Linked DNA regions of Homo sapiens: region 2 is linked to region 1. The links are chromatin loops, found by intact Hi-C in ENCODE. Cell type or tissue: heart right ventricle. All regions are shown on one strand. Links, peaks and the distances in the headings refer to the core of each region. The heading gives the core; the rest is flanking DNA.

Region 1 (8,399 bases), core at 160-8,159:
AGCACTTTGGGAGGCCGAGGCAGGCGGATCACCTGAGGTCGGGAGTTGGAGACTAGCCTGACAAACACGGAGAAACCCCGTATCTACTAAAAATACAAAAAAATCAGCCGGGTGTGGTGGTGCATGCCTGTAATCACAGCTAATGGGGAGCCTGAGGCAGGAGAATCCCTTGAACCCAGGAGGTGAAGGTTGTGGTGAGCTGAGATCGTACCATTGCACTCCAGCCTGGGCAACAAGAGTGAAACTCCATCTCAAAAAAATAAAAATAAAAAAATAAATGTCTGCTAAACTGGGAAACTCATAATTTAATTTATGTGAATTGTCTTCAGCAAGTAATTTATTGCTATACTTAAGTCCCAAAATACTTCCGTTTGTAGCCACAATTATTTAAAAAAATAATTTTTAAACTTTTGGAAAAGAGATGACAGAATGAAATAATTATATTTCTTTTCATAATTGTTAGAGATAAATAAAAAGATATGCAAATGAAAATATTTTTAACAAAGAAACATCGACCCTATCTTTTAGTATTTCTCCATGTTTCTTCATTTGGAGGTTAGGACTAAGGATTTACAAATACAACTATAAAAAGTATCAATTACCTGTATTTTGTTATTGGAGCTCCAAATTCAGTTCAATGCAACAAGTTTTTAAGTACCTTTTAGGCTCAAGATATTCTGTTTATGGGAAGGGAGAAGAAGGAGTTGTACAAAATACAGGAAGCCTTTGGCTGTAGAAATGTATAATGCTCGTACATAAAGCAGCATTATTCCAAGTAATTTAAATCTCCAGTAGTCTGCACTTTTTCCGCAGGCTTGGAGATAGATATATGATCTCCAAATAGGTGTGTTTTCCCATCACAGCTGACCTTCAGGTTTGCTTAAAGCAATCCTGCTGCTCCTACCACCTCACCTTTGTTTAATGAGAGCCATTTCCTAACGCCAACGTTGGGTTAATGGACTGAGATGGGAGAAAATCAAACATATCTCTCCATTTTACACCAGATTGCCTTTCTGCCTTGTGGCTTTAATCACTCAATCCTACTCACATCTGCCATAATAACAATTATGGGTTTTCTACTGCTTTCTCACCCAGGAGGATATGTCAGAGGATAGTAACATCTCCTGAAGAAAGGAAGGGCAAATTCTTAATCTTTTTCCAGCATCGTAGGTAATAATTTTCCTCTGCAAACCCCCGAGGAGTACTCCTTTTGGCTCTTACTCCCACCGTTCCCACAGGTTCGTGGCTCTGCTTGGATTTATGAGTTTTCTTCTAGCCTTTTCTCTTCTGAGATAAGTTTTAATTATGTAGACAGATTGTAAAAGTCTCTTTCTTCTTGTAAACAACTATTTCTTTGTTAGTACTAGATTTTGTTTAACTGGTTTCCTCCTTTCTGAATCTTCTTATGTACCCAGGAATTATGTCTGTTCATTGTTTAATGGCAGCATCAAGAGAAGAGAAAGCTGGCTTCATTTCATAGCTTCCCTTGAGGGATTCAATTTGGAACACCTCAAATTGCAAGTCTCCCTCGGGAACTGTTCTTTGTTACATATGTTTGGAAGCCCATAATATTTTAGTTTAGATTCAATATAAGAGCAAAGTATCACCCATCAAATAAGCAGTATGATAATACTCTCGGCTCTTCTACTTATTTAAAAACTTTCTTTACTACCTGAATCAAGGAAATGTCTGAAATCCTCAAAAGCACTAGTGAAATGTTAAACAGTTGCCCCTTCCTCAGAGAACTCAGAGAACTGGATTTGAGAAAGCATCTTAGGTAGCGCTGACAAACAGCTCTTACCCTGGCCCCTTCCAGGTCAGAGTTAAAATATAAAGAAGAATAACTATTCAGGCCAGGGGCAGTGGCTCACGCCTGTAATCCCAGCACTTTGGGAGGCTGAGGCGGGAGGATCGCCTGAGGTCAGGAGTTCAAGACCAGCCTGGCCAACATGGTGAAACTCCATCTCTACTAAAATACAAAAATTAGTCGGGTGTGGCTCAGCTAATTCTAGCTACTTGGGAGGCTGAGGCAGGAAAATCGCTTGAACCTAGGAGGTGGAGGTTGCGGCGAGCCAAGATTGCGGCACTGCACTCCAGCCTGGGCGACAGAGTGAAACTCCACCACAAAAAAATAATAAACAAAACAAACAAACAAACAAACGGAAAAGAAGTATTCATGACATGATATTTTTCTCATTTTGCATAAGAACTTTTAACTATTTGGTGGGTTTTTTTTTCTAATCAAGAAATCATTCTAATTACTTAATACATTCACTTCTAATTCTGAATTCTTACATTATCTTTGAAGCTCATTTGTTTGAGAACTGGTTTTTTATTTTGTATTTTTTTTTGAGACACGATCTTGCTGTGTTGCCCAGGGTGGAGTACATTGGCACAGTCACAGCTCACTGCAGCCACAACCTTTCAGGCTCAAGGGAAATGCCAGCCAGCCTTAAGGACTGTAGAAACGCAGGGTTGACAGGAGGGCTCCCATTGAGTCATCTCTTGTTCTGATTTCTGAGGTCATTTTTTGAGCTCCTTTAAGAGATGAGGAATTCTATCACCACAAAGTTAAATGTGGTATCATGGATATCAGCTACAGTTTTTTTGTTTTTGTTTTTTATTTATTTATTTATCTATTTATTTGAGACAGAGTCTCGCTCTGTTGCCTAGGCTGAAGCGCAGTGGCCTGATCATGGCTCACTGCAGCCTCCACCATTCTGGGCTCAAGTGATCCTCCTACCTCAGGCTTTCCAGTATCTGGGACTAGAGGCCCATGGCACCACGCTGGGCTAATTTTAAAATCTATTTTATTTTTTGTAGAGACAGGGTTTCACCATGCTGCTCAGGTTGGTCTTGAACTCTTGAGGTCAAGCAGTCCTCCAGCCTCAGCCTTCCAAAGTGTTAGGATTACAGGCATGAGCCACCTCGCCAGCCCTGAAAATTGGTTTTGCCAAGAATACCTAAATATTATCCTTTAACCAGACAAGCAATTTCCCACAGCAGTTTTTAACTTTTAACTGGCACCCCATAAAACACCTCTTAGGCAAAATCAATATTTTCCATCAAAGACTCTCCTCAAATATTTTGAGGCAATGGAATAGAAGAGATAACTTTTTGATGCAGCAATGTGCATGATATCTTCACATTTAAGAAACATTTATTCGGCTCACCCAGAGGGGTTGTGTTCTGTGGCCAAGGAACTGAGCCAGGGTTTCTGGCCAGCGTTAGATACAAAGCCGTGACCTTGGCCCCATTAGCCGGGCTGCTAACTAGGTGAGCTCACCACACGGCTTACTGCATACTTGTGTGGCAGTTCATTGGGAACAGGGATTCTTTTTGTTTGTTTGTTTTTTCTATTTTTATTTTTATTTTATTTTACTTTAAGTTCTGGGATACACGTGCAGAACGTGCAGGTTTGTTACATAGGTATACATGTGCCATGGTGGTTTGCTGCACCTATCAACCCGTCATCTAGGATTTAAGCTCCGCATACATTAGGTATTTGTCCTAATGCTCTCCCTCCCCTTGCCCCCCATCCCCCAAGAGGCCCTGGTGTGTGATGTTCCCCTCCCTGCATCCACGTGTTCTCACTGGGGAACAGGGATTCTTAATGTGGGTTTCAGTGAAGGTACATGAACACTTTGGCATTTTATGTAAGATTTTGTAAATCTTTTCTAAAGAGAGGGCTCACATTTTCATCAGATTCTCAAAAAAGGATGCAATTTTTTTAAAAAAAATAAAAGGTTAAGGTTATATTAAACGAGATTGTTCTAAAAGAAAATCTGTTCAGTATTTTTAAAAAAATAAAATAGCTCTTTATTACTGAGGTAGATTTCTGTAATCTGAGGTAGATTTCAGTAATTTCATGTTATTGTGGGAGGGGTCCTTGAACCCTGACCTTTTATTATTTATCTTTTTATGCCTCTGAAGGATTTTAAATGTGCTCTTTAAATTGGAGAAATCTGTTACTTTATATGAGAGAAAAATGATATTACACCTTCAATTTTTGAACTTTATATATTCTTAAGACAGGAGGTGATTTTTCCTTACATTCTACAAGCATGTTTTTCAAAACCCGTCCTTTAACAACCCATTCTGTTATTCTTCCTACTTGCAATTATTTTAAGGTATCCCAAACCTTACTTTACACTTTACAATACAGGAGGACTTAAGTCTGGCCAGACTTTGCCTAACTAAATGTTAGGATGTTACTTATTAACTGTAGGATAATACATTCCTTAGATAAGATAAAAGTATGCAATAGAAAATTGCCATTCTAGGAACACCTACTACAGTCTTTTCTGTCTTCAGAGCATTAGTGTGCACATTAAGTCTTCAGCCTTGTTGAGATAGTGAATATTTATGCCGTATTTGAGAATTAATATTAGCAGAAATGTACAATGTAGATTTCTTTTTAAAATTCTAGGTTACTTTATGGAATTGGGCTCTTAGAGAACAAGAAAAGACTGAAGTTTTACGGGAAAACAAATCATGTGGTCTTCAGATTCTGAAATAAGGAGAAATGCAGCCATCTGAAATGGTCATGAACCCCAAACAAGTCTTCCTCTCTGTGCTGATATTTGGAGTAGCTGGGCTACTCCTCTTCATGTATTTGCAAGTCTGGATTGAAGAACAACATACAGGTAACACATGTGCTTTTTCTTCTATTTTAATTGTAACAATAATAGCTATTTTTAAATTAAATTAGTTGTGATGCTTATTAATATATTGAGAATCACAATATTTTCAACAACAAAAAATGAGTCATAAGATAAAATTCCCAGCTCCTAAAAGGAAGGAAAATTATACAACTCTGGTAGGCATTTGTTTGGTGGCTTAACAATGGAAATTTTTGTTATCTCAGTGGGGGAATAGCAGTGCTCCCACAGTCCAGCAAGAACTGCTTGTAGAGAATTTGTCTCCAAAAGTATAGCATTTATCCTACTTCTTATCTGTCCATGGAGCATCAGGCATAAGCCTAAAAGGCCCTGAATGTACAGCAGCCTCTCCTTTAATTCTGTCTTAATTTATATTGATACTCAAAATTGGTATAAATATCATTTAATACCTTTATTATAAAGGAGGGGTTGGCAAATCTTTTCTATAAAGGACTAGATCATAAATGTTTTACTCTTTGCAGGCCATACCATCTCTACCACAACTACTCAATTCTGCTAATATATCAAGAAGCAGCCATAGATTACATGTAAACAAATGGAACAGGCTGTGTTCCAATAAAACTTTATTTACAAAAACAGCTGGTGGGCCAGATTTGGTCCACAGGCAATAGTTTACTGATCCCTGCTGTGCTCATCTTGTACTTTTGTCTTTCAATTTGCAATTGCTGCCCATTGGAGGCACTCACTTACTGTTAAAAATGATTATATTTATAATGATATAGTATTATTAAAGTAAAAAACTTAGAATATCATAGAAATGTATACATACAGATCTTGTGAAGTTCTGATGGTTTCCATTGGTAGAAATAGACTATGGCTTATGACTGTTAAGGATAATAAAGTAAAAGCAGAAGAATGATTTTTTGATTGTCTCCAGTTGTGGCCCATTTTCTTTTTTTTTTTTTTTTTTAAGTTATTCTAGATATAAAACCCTTAAGAATCTTCTCCAAAAGACAATTTAATACTGAGTTACAACTATGATTATTTTTAAAATTGTTTCCATTTTTAAATTCCTTTCTTTGGTTTATCCTCCTACTTTTTTTTTTTTTTTTTTTTTTTTTGAGTCGGGATTTTACTCCTGTCGCCCAGGCTGGAGAGCGATAGCATGATCTTGGCTCACTGCAACCTCTGCCTCCCAGGTTCAAGTGATTCTTCTGCCTCAGCCTCCCAAGTAGCTGGGTCTACAGGCACAAACCACTGCACCCGGCTAATTTTTGTATTTTTTGTAGAGACGGGGTTTCACCATGTTGACCAGGCTGGTCTATTTTGTTGTTGTTTGTTTGTTTTTGAGACAGAGTCTTGCTCAGTCGCCTAGGCTGGAGTGCAGTGGCGCGATCTCAGCTCACTGCAAGCTCCGCCTGCTGGGTTCACGCCATTCTCCTGCCTCAGCCTCCCAAGTAGCTGGGACTACAGGCGCCCGCCACCACGCCCGGCTAATTTCTTTTTTTTTGAATTTTTAGTAGAGACGGGGTTTCACCATATTAGCCAGGATGGTCTCGATCTCCTGACCTCGTGATCCACTCGCCTAGGCCTCCCAAAGTGCTAGGATTACAGGCGTGAGCCACCGTGCCCCGCCCAGGCTCGTCTTGAACTCCTGAGCTCAAGTGATCCACCTGCCTTGGCCTCCCAAAATTCTGGGATTGGGATTATAGGCGTAAGCCACTGCCCCTGGACAACACTTTTGATGTATTTAATTTATATAGTAACTTTGTGAAAAGAGGTTGCATATAATGATTTTCTAAAGAATATGTAACATATTGTCAAAATATATTCTTAATTCCCTTTACAGTTTACATAAACTATTATGCTAACTTTTCTATACTACTGAAATAATTTATCATAATAACATCATATTTAATGAAACCACCTGTAGTAAAATATATAGGCTAATTCCTCCTGAAATATAACCCTTAGCATAGATCCTGTAACATAGTAAGCCTTCAGTAAGTTTTTGTTGAATGAATGAATGAATGAATGAATGGATTGAAAATTCACTGAAGACTATAGACTGAAATACAGCAAAGGAAGAAGAAAGAAAAAGATCTCATTATTTTGAGTTTTGCTCATATCATGGTCTCATAACAAATTTCACAAAAAGACTATCACAGCAAGATTTTAATACTTAAGGGAAAATATATTCATATGTATAGACTACTTTTTTGCAGAAATGTGTTTAGTCTGTCACTAAGAAATTATATATCTAAGGAAACAGGTTAATAATACCATACATATAAAATGTAGTTTACCAAATGTGTCCATAAGCATTAATAGCTACCATTTATGGAGAGCTTAATAAGTGCCAAATGTTTACATAAATTTTCTGTAATCCTCATATCTTACTAGGTGAGTATTATTCTAAATTTACAGATGAGGAAAATGAGACTCCAGAGGGATAAGGGGCGTATCCAAGGCTTTGCATGGCCTTGTTGCAGAGGGGAAAGCCTGGATTTGAACCCAGGTTGTACTGCTACGAGGTCCACGCCTCTGCTCAATGTATCACTTCCATGAAGGAAAAAGGTGAATATTATTATTTCTCTATAGCACAGATGAAGCAAGGGAGACTCAGAAAGTTTAAATGACTTAACCTGTAGCTATAAAGCTACAGGTTTTTGAAGTGTAACCCATACCTAGGTTTTCCTAATTGTCGGAATCCCTGAAAGAGTCTCCTAACCAAAACACTGGATTATGTAGGCATATAATTATAAATGCAGTAGTATCAGTACAGATGTTTTAAAATCACTGAAATTGGTAAATTAAATGACATACAGATGTGTAACTTCTTCTACAAGATTAAATCTTAACTTGAGTTCATAATTTTCCCAAGTGTTGGAAAATTATTTTCCTTGGTTAAGACTGGTAAAACACTTACCATTTATTCTCTTAAATTTTATTTGTAATTTTGATAGAAGTGCTTTCCCTGATTCTTGATATATTTTAAATGAATTATGTAATATTTCATAAACTACTCATGACAAAAAGCATAAATGTAAAAGTCAAGAGTCCTGTAGATAACTATTTCTCTGACGAAAAACTGTAATATTCTTTAAGAAGACTTCCATCTGAAGTTCTGCCTTATACTAGGTTAGTGCTGTGAGTTGAAATTCTGCAGTTTTCTAGGTAGGCAGACATTTATTTTTTATATATATATATATGTGTGTGTGTGTGTGTGTTTCAAATAACATCAGGAGCATTAGGCATTTTTAAAGGCAATCTCTTTTTAAATAAATAAATATATGAATATGTGCTTTGATGTTAAGTTTAAAAAAATGGAAAATCTGTCTTTTGGACACTTTAGAACTGTCACTCAAAGAAACTTTGAAAGATGAGCTGGTTTGGTTCCTGAGACTTTCTATAAGTAATGCTGGTTTTAAAATCTAAATGGCTTTGATCACACATATATTTCAGTTATATATGAGAATTCTTAGGTTTTCTTCGTGTCTTTTATTTGAGGCTTTTCAAATCTAAGATATGGACTATTTTCTAAGCCTCCCTGGTTTTCTTGGGTTTTTCGTATTAAAATAAAATACTTTAGAATCCAAAAAATCTGAAATATGCTCTGATATACTGGTAAAGGATTATGAAAACAGATTTTTTTGGAAGTAAAGAGAAGCTGTATGACAGAGAAATTAAAATCTATCCAATTATGCAATAGAGTTCCATAATACCATCTACTTTTTCAATATCACTATCCATTAATTTATCCATTTCCTAGTGCTA
Region 2 (8,399 bases), core at 286-8,285, 86 kb after region 1:
TATTGGCAAGAAAAATCTTTTAATGAAGTTCTTCAACAGAATTCATCTCACCTATAGCTGGATGTGATGGCACATGCCTGTAATCCCAGCTACTTGGGAGGCTGAGGCAGGAAGATTGCTTGAGCCCAGGAATTTGAGTTTAGCCTGCTCAACATAGTGAGACCTCATCTCTAAATAAATAAATGTACATGTCATTAGCCAGAAATGTCAAATGACCACCTAAACTAAGGGAGATGGGGACCACGATGATTAGTTTACATGTTTTATGCATGTCATGTGAGAAGAGGGTTGGGTACCAGAGTAGAAAAAGAGGAGAATGGACTGTGGACAGGCACTCAGTTGTGTTTTTCACAGTAAATAAAGCTAGAAAGTTACTGCCCTTCCCTGACAATGCCAAATTCTTAGTCTTGTGCAAATCTTAGCTCTCAGTGACTGCATCTAGTTGGGACCCTCTTTTCAACATTCCCACTCTCCTTCCTGGAGCTCACCCGCACCCACTCCCTGGAGTACCCTACTTCCCGCCCTTCTGGTGAGCTGCACTGTGCCAGTGCCTGGCTTGCTTTTTCTGAAGTCAGCAATTCACACTGAACACTAATAAAAGATTTTTCCAGAAAATAGCTTGTTGCCTTAGGCATTCAGACAATATTTCTCTTCACTCCTGGAGTGTCTCTTCCTCCATGTCTCTATTATTAGGTACAGGCCCACTTCCAGCCCCCACTTGAAGGCCCTAGCAGTTGCACCAGTCCACAGCCTCTTCTCTAGGGCCCCTCCCTGAACCTTGACTGTGAATTTCTTGTTTACTTTTTACAATAGCGTTGCAGACATTAAGTACCTATCTTTCTGTCTCTCACATAATAGACACTCAACAAGATGTGCTCTGGTTGTTTTCTCCTAAGTGCCCAAGTGGTGGGGAGCCTCTTCTACACCTAAAATGAACTAGACAATTAACAATTTTCCTAGTAAACTCCATTCAACCAAGTTTATGGGGGATAGTCTTTACAAGCTTACAAAGTAGCCTGTAAAGGCCTGAAAGCAATTAATCAATATCCACTGATCTAAACATACTTTTCATGTTTTCTTCCTTCTATCCATGAAATATCGGCTTCCCTGAATGTCTGAGGCCCAAACCTTTGACGTGGGTCAATGTGAAGGAAAAGATGAGTGTGAAGAGGATATTTTCAAGATAAAAAAGGAAAAACTTGGGGCTAGCGGGATTAAAACCTGTACTGACATCTCAAAGAAGAAAATAAAGCTCACCTCTGGCCTCCACCAGTTTTCTCCACAAGCTAATGAGATGATGATTAAGAGTGTGGGGAAAAAGAGCAATGAAATGTCCTTGTTTCCCCCAGATGAAAATCTAGGCAGGATTGTGTGTTCATTAGCCACATAAATTGCTATTTAAAGTGAACAAACTCAGACTTCACAAGCATAGATTCTGTTTGGACTCATATCATTACCTTTCCTAATGAAATGCTTCCCGTTGTTGCCTTCATACAGAAAATTAACTCTAAATAATATTAAAACTCTTAATTCAATATAGATTCCACTAATTGATCCTTTAGAAGTAAATCTACCCAGGGAAAATAAGACTATTTTAAATTATTTACCATAAATTGTGTTGAATCTTTTGAGTGTTTCAGTTCAGAGGATTTCTACATAATTCTAACAATATATGGTAAAGTTTTCGAAGCCTAGATACATATTTTAATGTCATTGTTTCAAATGGGTACCCCAATTGATGGTTTACAAGTTCTGATGTGCTGGACCACTGGCAAGTCTCCACTTTACTTTTACTCCACTTTACAGGGTAAAATTGTAAAACTCTAATAAAACAAAATATGTAGTAATCTATAGAAATTGTGCTTTAACTGCACTCCTAATAACAGGCTTTATTCTTTTTTCATGAAAAGGAATAATTTTAGATGCTAAAATGCTGAATAATAGAACATATTTATAGGTATATTGAACAAACCCTCTTAGGAAAGAAGGAATCTAGGTGAGCCCTGCTTCAAAGGAAAAAAAATATCAATATATATTGATATGTATGTCAATAAATATTCTCATTATGAAAAAAAGAAAAGCGTTGTTTTGACTATTCCTGTGTAACCAAGTATGACAAAACCTAATGATATAAAAATGATATTTTGCTTGCAGTTTTGTGGCTTAGGGATTTGGGAAAAGTCTGGCAGGGCAGTTTGTCTCAAATCCACATGGCGTTTGCTGAGGTGACTAGAGCTGGAAAATCTCCTTCTAAAATGGTTTCTTGACCCACGTATCTGGTCCCTGGGTTGGGATGGCTGGAACACCTGGGAGCTGGTCACATACTGTTCAGGCAGCTCTCTTTCCATGTGGCCTCCATGTGTGGTTAGCTAGAGCTTCCTTACAGCATGGTGGTCTTAGGGTTGTCTGATTTCTTACATGGTGTCTGGAGCACGTTTTTAAAGATGGAAAGTAGAAGCTGCCTGATGCTCAAGGCCTAAGCTTAGGGATTGGAAAAACATCATTTCTGCTGTATCCGACTGGGTAAGCAAGTTACTAGGCCTGCAGAGATTCGAGGGGAAGGGAATTAAACTCTAACTCTTAATGTGTTATCATTTTTTTCTAGCACAGGAGTGAATAAACATTATGAAAAGATTTGTCATTTTACAAAATAATTCATTCCAGTTTTTCTCAATATAATAAACACACCAAAGACACTTAGAATATTATATTATTTAAAAGTGACTACTCACACCTAACTTACTAGAAACACGTTCAATGCTCAGAGGAAAGTACAAATGCTCACATCCCTCCTTTAGTCAGTAGCTGCAGCTTACGCAATTAAGACTAGCATTCCTATTTTGCAAAGCTATTTAAAACCTGGCAATAATTAGGTATTTACTATTGCCAGTCTGACTTCAACCTCTAAAGGTCTTCCAAAAATCTTCTCTGCCAAGAAATGACTGCCTCAGAATGAGATCCTGAATATCAAAAGGTTTACTCTAAGATTTAATTCAGCCAGACCAATGTTGGGAATCTGAAAGGGGCTGTTGTTTGTCACATTAATTACGTGCTTGTCGGGTAGATCTCAGTGGGAAGAAATTTTGTACTTGGGAATTTCCAAGACAACCTAAAACTGTTGTTTCTCATACTGATTTTACTATTTCTTTACAGAGAGGTCAGCCGCCTGCAAATCTTTGAGCATTCAGTCCTTCTCAAGCTTTCTCCACGCTATGCCGGATGGCAGACCCCAGGGCTGGGGAGTGCAGATGGAGAGTCAGCCCTGCCAAGGCAGATGGCCGACCTCAGAAGCCCAGATCTATCTGTATCGATATGTTTCTGAAGGGCCAGTTTTTGTATCTCAGTACACACTGTCTGGAGCTCACAGTACTCGCTGTGCTCATAATGGCTCTCTTTGCCTAAGCGTCCTAGCAACATATCAACTAAGCAAATAGAAACAGACAGGAGCAAGTGGAGTTTATCTAAACCTGCAGGAGGGCAGAGAGGATTCACAGCCATATAGAGGCTATCCTCAATGTCTGCGGAGGCTGGTGTTTAATCAGCAGCATGAATCCAGCCATAAATTATAAAATAAACTCCTCATTCTTTTATACCATTGACCACACAGAAGCTATGCAGTTTCTACAGTTTTATGTAGACTTCTACAGACCAGTTGGTTTTCAAATTGGCCCAGTTAAACTTCTCTGTTCCTCCTCTTACAATGTAGTACATAAAATCCTTTCACATCCCTGTTTGCATAATTTCTTTTGGAATTATTGAAAGATAGCATTTACCTATCTAAATGAATAGACCATTGAATCTTGCAAGAGCCAAGTTACTTGTTCAAGATTCTACTACCAATTGTGGAAGAGAACAAGTTCTGGCAGGGAGGTCTCTGATTTCTAGAGCAGCTCTCCCTTTCTCTTCAGACCACATTAGACTATTGGCAGTCCACAGTTGGTGGCCACTCCAAAATGTGAATAGGAATTTAAGCCATAAAGCCTGCATCCTAAAATCATATGATCTTAGCTCATAACTGGGGAGAATTTTGACATGTAAATTTGGTTTTCATCAAACTAATTTGTATTTGAAAAGAGTTAGGACATGAGGATGAGAGAAAGGGAATCCACTAAAATGGGAAGCCCCTTTTTCCTTGGAAACAAAAAGAAGGGAAGAGAGGGAGGTGATGTAAACATATCAGAAAACTCCCAAAGTCTCAACTTTATAATATTCATAATGGAAGTCATCGACCTTAAGGATATAAAGAATTATTATATGCTATTAAGGACAACCTGATACAGAATACTTATAAAGAGGAGCACCTAGCAATGTACTATTTGCTATGTCCCAGGCACCAAGGTGAGAGCATTATAAATATTGTTGTGTTATGCACTCAAAACATGTAGAGATTATTATTAAACACATCATTTTATTTAATCTTCACAGTGACCCTGTGAAGTAGGTACTTGTATTACTCCCATTTCCAGAAAAAAACAATTCACCTTAGATTAAAATGAGGTGCCCACAGCCCACAGTGATCAAGTGGTAGAGCTACAACTCAAAGTTTTCACCACTCTACAAAATTGTCCTTAATCACCACAGCTAAAAAGCACAGAAAAGGTAAAAATCTCTGGATTCATATTCCAGTTCTGACATTCACTAACTGGAACCTTGTGCATGTGAAAAAAGATTCTGAGCCTGCCTTCACCATCAGAAAATGAAAGTCATTTACTGGGAAAATTAAATGAAATATTTAAGTGTCAATAGAATGCCCAACTCATAGTAGGTACTAAATAAATACTTACCTGATAAAAAGAAAATTGCAAGATCTTTCAAGTATCTTACTCCTGAAACATTGTGGTTAGATAATTATAAGTTAAAAAAATTGTTTCATTCAAACAAATAATTTGATAAACAATAATTGACTAATAAAAAGCTAGTCTGCAGAAAATTTTTTTAAATAATTTATTCCTGCAACTTTTAAAACCTAGAGACTGATTATATATGGCTTATGGATATGCCAAACGTATCTTGTGTATACACACACACACACACACACACACACGAAAGAGAGAAGAGGTGAGAAGAAAAAGCACATGTAATGAGAAGGTACTCAAGACCTCATTCCCAGATTACATGGCTCACAAGCATCCCTGGGTAGGATGAGAAGTTAGTCCATCGAACTCCAAATCCGTGTTCCTTTTGTTATATCATGCTATTTCCTGTAGGAAGAAATTGACTAAGAAAATCTTGCATTGAGGTGGATTTTATGTATCCATATTCTCTCATGACAACCAATAAGCAGGAATTTTTGGTGTACTAGCACCCAAGACAGCACTAATTTTGAAATTATTTTAATATATTGATAAAGGCATTTTTTTACTATTATTGTCCAATTCCACATCCCACTTTTCTAAAAAATCTTGCATTAAAATAGCTAAACATGGCAATAGTGGTGACCTGGGTTTTAGGTCTGGCCCTGCAAATCAACTAGCACTATAACCTAGTTACCCTGTCTGTAAAGGAAGCATTTGAAGCATTTCAAGCTCCTTCCTCTCTTAAATCCCTATGAAATGAACAGAACCAAAACCCTACCACCTTCCACTTTTTCTAGTTAACTCGGAAGTATAGAAGCACTACAGATTCTCATTATCCAAAAATATTGCGAGTTTTTTTTCCTTTAAAATCTAGGTGAAACAAAAACGATATTAAAAAATTCATGGCAGTTAGCATTATATTATCTGGTGGTTATGCTCTTCCTCCCTTTTTTAATAAGTAGCATGTGCACAGTAATTTTCATTGTCATGATTCTATGCCTTCTTCATAGTGCATTTTGCCAAAGAAACATCAGACATAAATGAACATTCTCAGGTATCCTAGCAACAGGATGTGATTAATAATACCTCTCAGAGCAAGGCAGATAAAATGCCTGAAAGTGAACGCAAACTCAGAATTGGCTACTGAGAAATTGGTAGTGCGGTGAGGCAAGTTTCATAAGATACCACAACAGACTTTATTATAAAAAGATGGAAGCAAGTAGAAGAGAGAACATATTTTAGAGAGGAGACTATAGTTGAGCATGAAAATATAGTATATATGTGTGTGTGTACATATATATATACCTACATATATATAGTGTACATATAAATGTGTATAAACATACATGTGTGTGCATGTGCACGCACACACACACACATATACAATTTCCTTCTCCTGAGAAGTGACATGAGATACTGAGTTATGATACAGATGCCCATACTCATTATTGGTGAGACAGCATCAAATTGCCATTTATGTGCCTGTGGTTTTAAAAGATCAGAAACAATCACTGTGATTAAGAGACTACTTCCATACTGAAGTACTGAAATGTACTGTAAATTGACATATATGTAATATTTCTCCATGAAACAATATCCACAACCTCAAGTCTAAAATAGCTTTTAAAAATATTGAGACTCAGTTTACATAGATAAATAGTCATGAGATGCGGAACTTTAGTGTTCAATTAAATAAATTTTCTCATATAAGGAAAAAGTTTTATCTTACAAATTCAATTTTTATGAGGTTATGGTCCATTTTTATTCATCGCAAGTGGAGTGCTGCATCCAGGTTTAAGCAGAAATAAGATGCAAACCATATTTTAATGTTTTGTTTTTAAACTAGAATCTGTGATAAAATAAAGCACAACTAGGACAGAATGTGTGTTCATTATTCTGAAAGCCTTTCTATTATTTTATCACCCACTTTTCTAATATAATAGTTTTCTTGGTTGTCAGTTGTAATATACATACCTGCTAAAAGCTCTATTCTTGGTTGTACTTTCACTGCATTTTAGCAGTACTAAAATTGACTTCATGTTCTCCAGCATTTCAGAGTGAGTTGGAGCATTTGTGTTTAAGGCACGGTGCTAGACATCAGGAGAGAGAACGATATGGGACTCTCGACTTGTCCTGAAGGAAGCCACCATCCAGTCAGGAAAACAAACACACAACTAATTGTGAACCAAAATAAGAATTAGTGCTATGGCAAAGGAGTAAATGAAAGGTTACAGAAGCACAGAAGAAGGGTGCTTCACTCTGCAGGGCATGGAGAGTTTGGGGAGCTGGCACAAAAGAAAAGACTTCACAGAGGACTGGCAGCTGAGCTGAGCTCTAAAAGCTGAATAGGGTTTTGATAGGCAGGAGCCGTGTGACAGGACATTCTAGGAAGCAGAAACAGCATGAATGGGGAACTGGGGTGAAGGTGTAATTCCTGGTGTAATGGCTAACTCCTCTCTGTGATGCTTGAGGAGTGACAGCAGAAGGAAAGTTATGGCCAAATTGTCCAAGGTCATAAATTTTATATTAAGAAATGTAGAGTTTGCTGTTTAGGAGTGATTGGATTACAATGACAGAAAAAACCAACAAACAAGTTAGGAGCCCATAGAAAATAGATAACCCCAGGAACAGATATAAAGTTCATGAACTAGGGTGATGGCAGTGAGAAAGGAGAAGATATGTCTCAAAGTCCTGATGGAGGGGAATGTATTGGACTGAGGGACAGATTAGATGGGAAGAAGGAGCAAAAGAAAGAAGACGGTGGTTCCTAGGTTTTATATTTGGGTGCCTGAGCAGACACCAAGGATGAGCAGTTTTGTAGGGGACTATAATTATTGCTTTTTTTTTTTTAATGAAATCTTCTCCTTCTCCTTCTCCTTCTCCTTCTCCTTCTCCTTCTCCTTCTCCTTCTCCTTCTCCTTCTCCTTCTTCTTCTTCTTCTTCTTCTTCTTCTTCTTCTTCTTCTTCCTCTTCCTCCTCTTCTTGTTCTTTCTTCTTCTTCTTCTTCTTCTTCTTCTTCTTCTTCTTCTTCTTCTTCTTCTTCTTCTTCTTCTTCCTCTTCTTCCTCCTCCTCTTCTTCTTCTTCTTTTCTTCTTCTTCTTTACTTTAAGTTCTGGGATACATGTGCTGAACATGCAGGTTTGTTACATAGGAATACCTGTGCCATGATGGTTTGCTGCACCTATCAACCTGTCATCTAGGTTTTAAGCCCTGCATGCACTAGGTATTTGTCATAATGCTCTCCCTTCCCTTTCCCCTCACCCCCAACAGGGTCCAGTGTGTGATGTTCCCCTCCCTGTGTCCTTGTGTTCTCATTGTTCAACTCCCACTGGTGAGTAAGAATATGAGGTGTATGGTTTTCTGTTCCTGTGTTAGTTCGCTGAGGACGATGGTTTCTAGCTTCATCCATGTCCCTGCAAAGGACATGAACTCATTCTTTTTTATGGCTGCATAGTATTCCATGGTGTATATGTGCCACATTAAGCTCATCATCACTGGTCATTAGAGAAACTGGGACTATAATTATTTAAGTTAAAAACATGTGTTGAAGTGCAGTGGAGGACACAAGTAGAGATTTCCAAGAGGCTTTAAAACCTAAGTAGA

Evidence for each region. A loop is a pair of places that touch in the nucleus more often than their neighbours do. Peaks named below come from ENCODE experiments on the same cell type or tissue, not always from the same donor. Only the 100,000 strongest peaks of a DNase experiment are listed, where the experiment ranks them.
Region 2: a loop joins it to region 1, with 4 times the contacts of the local background. A loop is called at or near these places in 13 of 110 quality-filtered maps.

The regions. Positions count from the first base shown.
Region 1 is chr18:27,138,936-27,147,334 of GRCh38, reverse strand. CHST9 (carbohydrate sulfotransferase 9) reads left to right here. Exons shown (of 6, transcript NM_031422.6): 2 at 4,430-4,646. The coding sequence starts at 4,526. Among named protein-coding and RNA genes, the nearest start is that of CHST9, 42 kb to the left of the region's middle. In heart right ventricle, for the core only: no CTCF peak of the experiment used is centred there; DNase peaks (open chromatin) are centred at 3,251 and 3,572; H3K27ac peaks cover 2,191 bases.
Region 2 is chr18:27,052,583-27,060,981 of GRCh38, reverse strand. The region is part of intron 2 of CHST9 (carbohydrate sulfotransferase 9); the gene reads left to right. LOC105372036 (a long non-coding RNA gene) reads right to left here and starts at 170. Exons shown (of 2, transcript XR_001753383.3): 1 at 52-170. In heart right ventricle, for the core only: no CTCF peak of the experiment used is centred there; a DNase peak (open chromatin) is centred at 3,291; H3K4me3 peaks cover 619 bases; H3K27ac peaks cover 3,745 bases.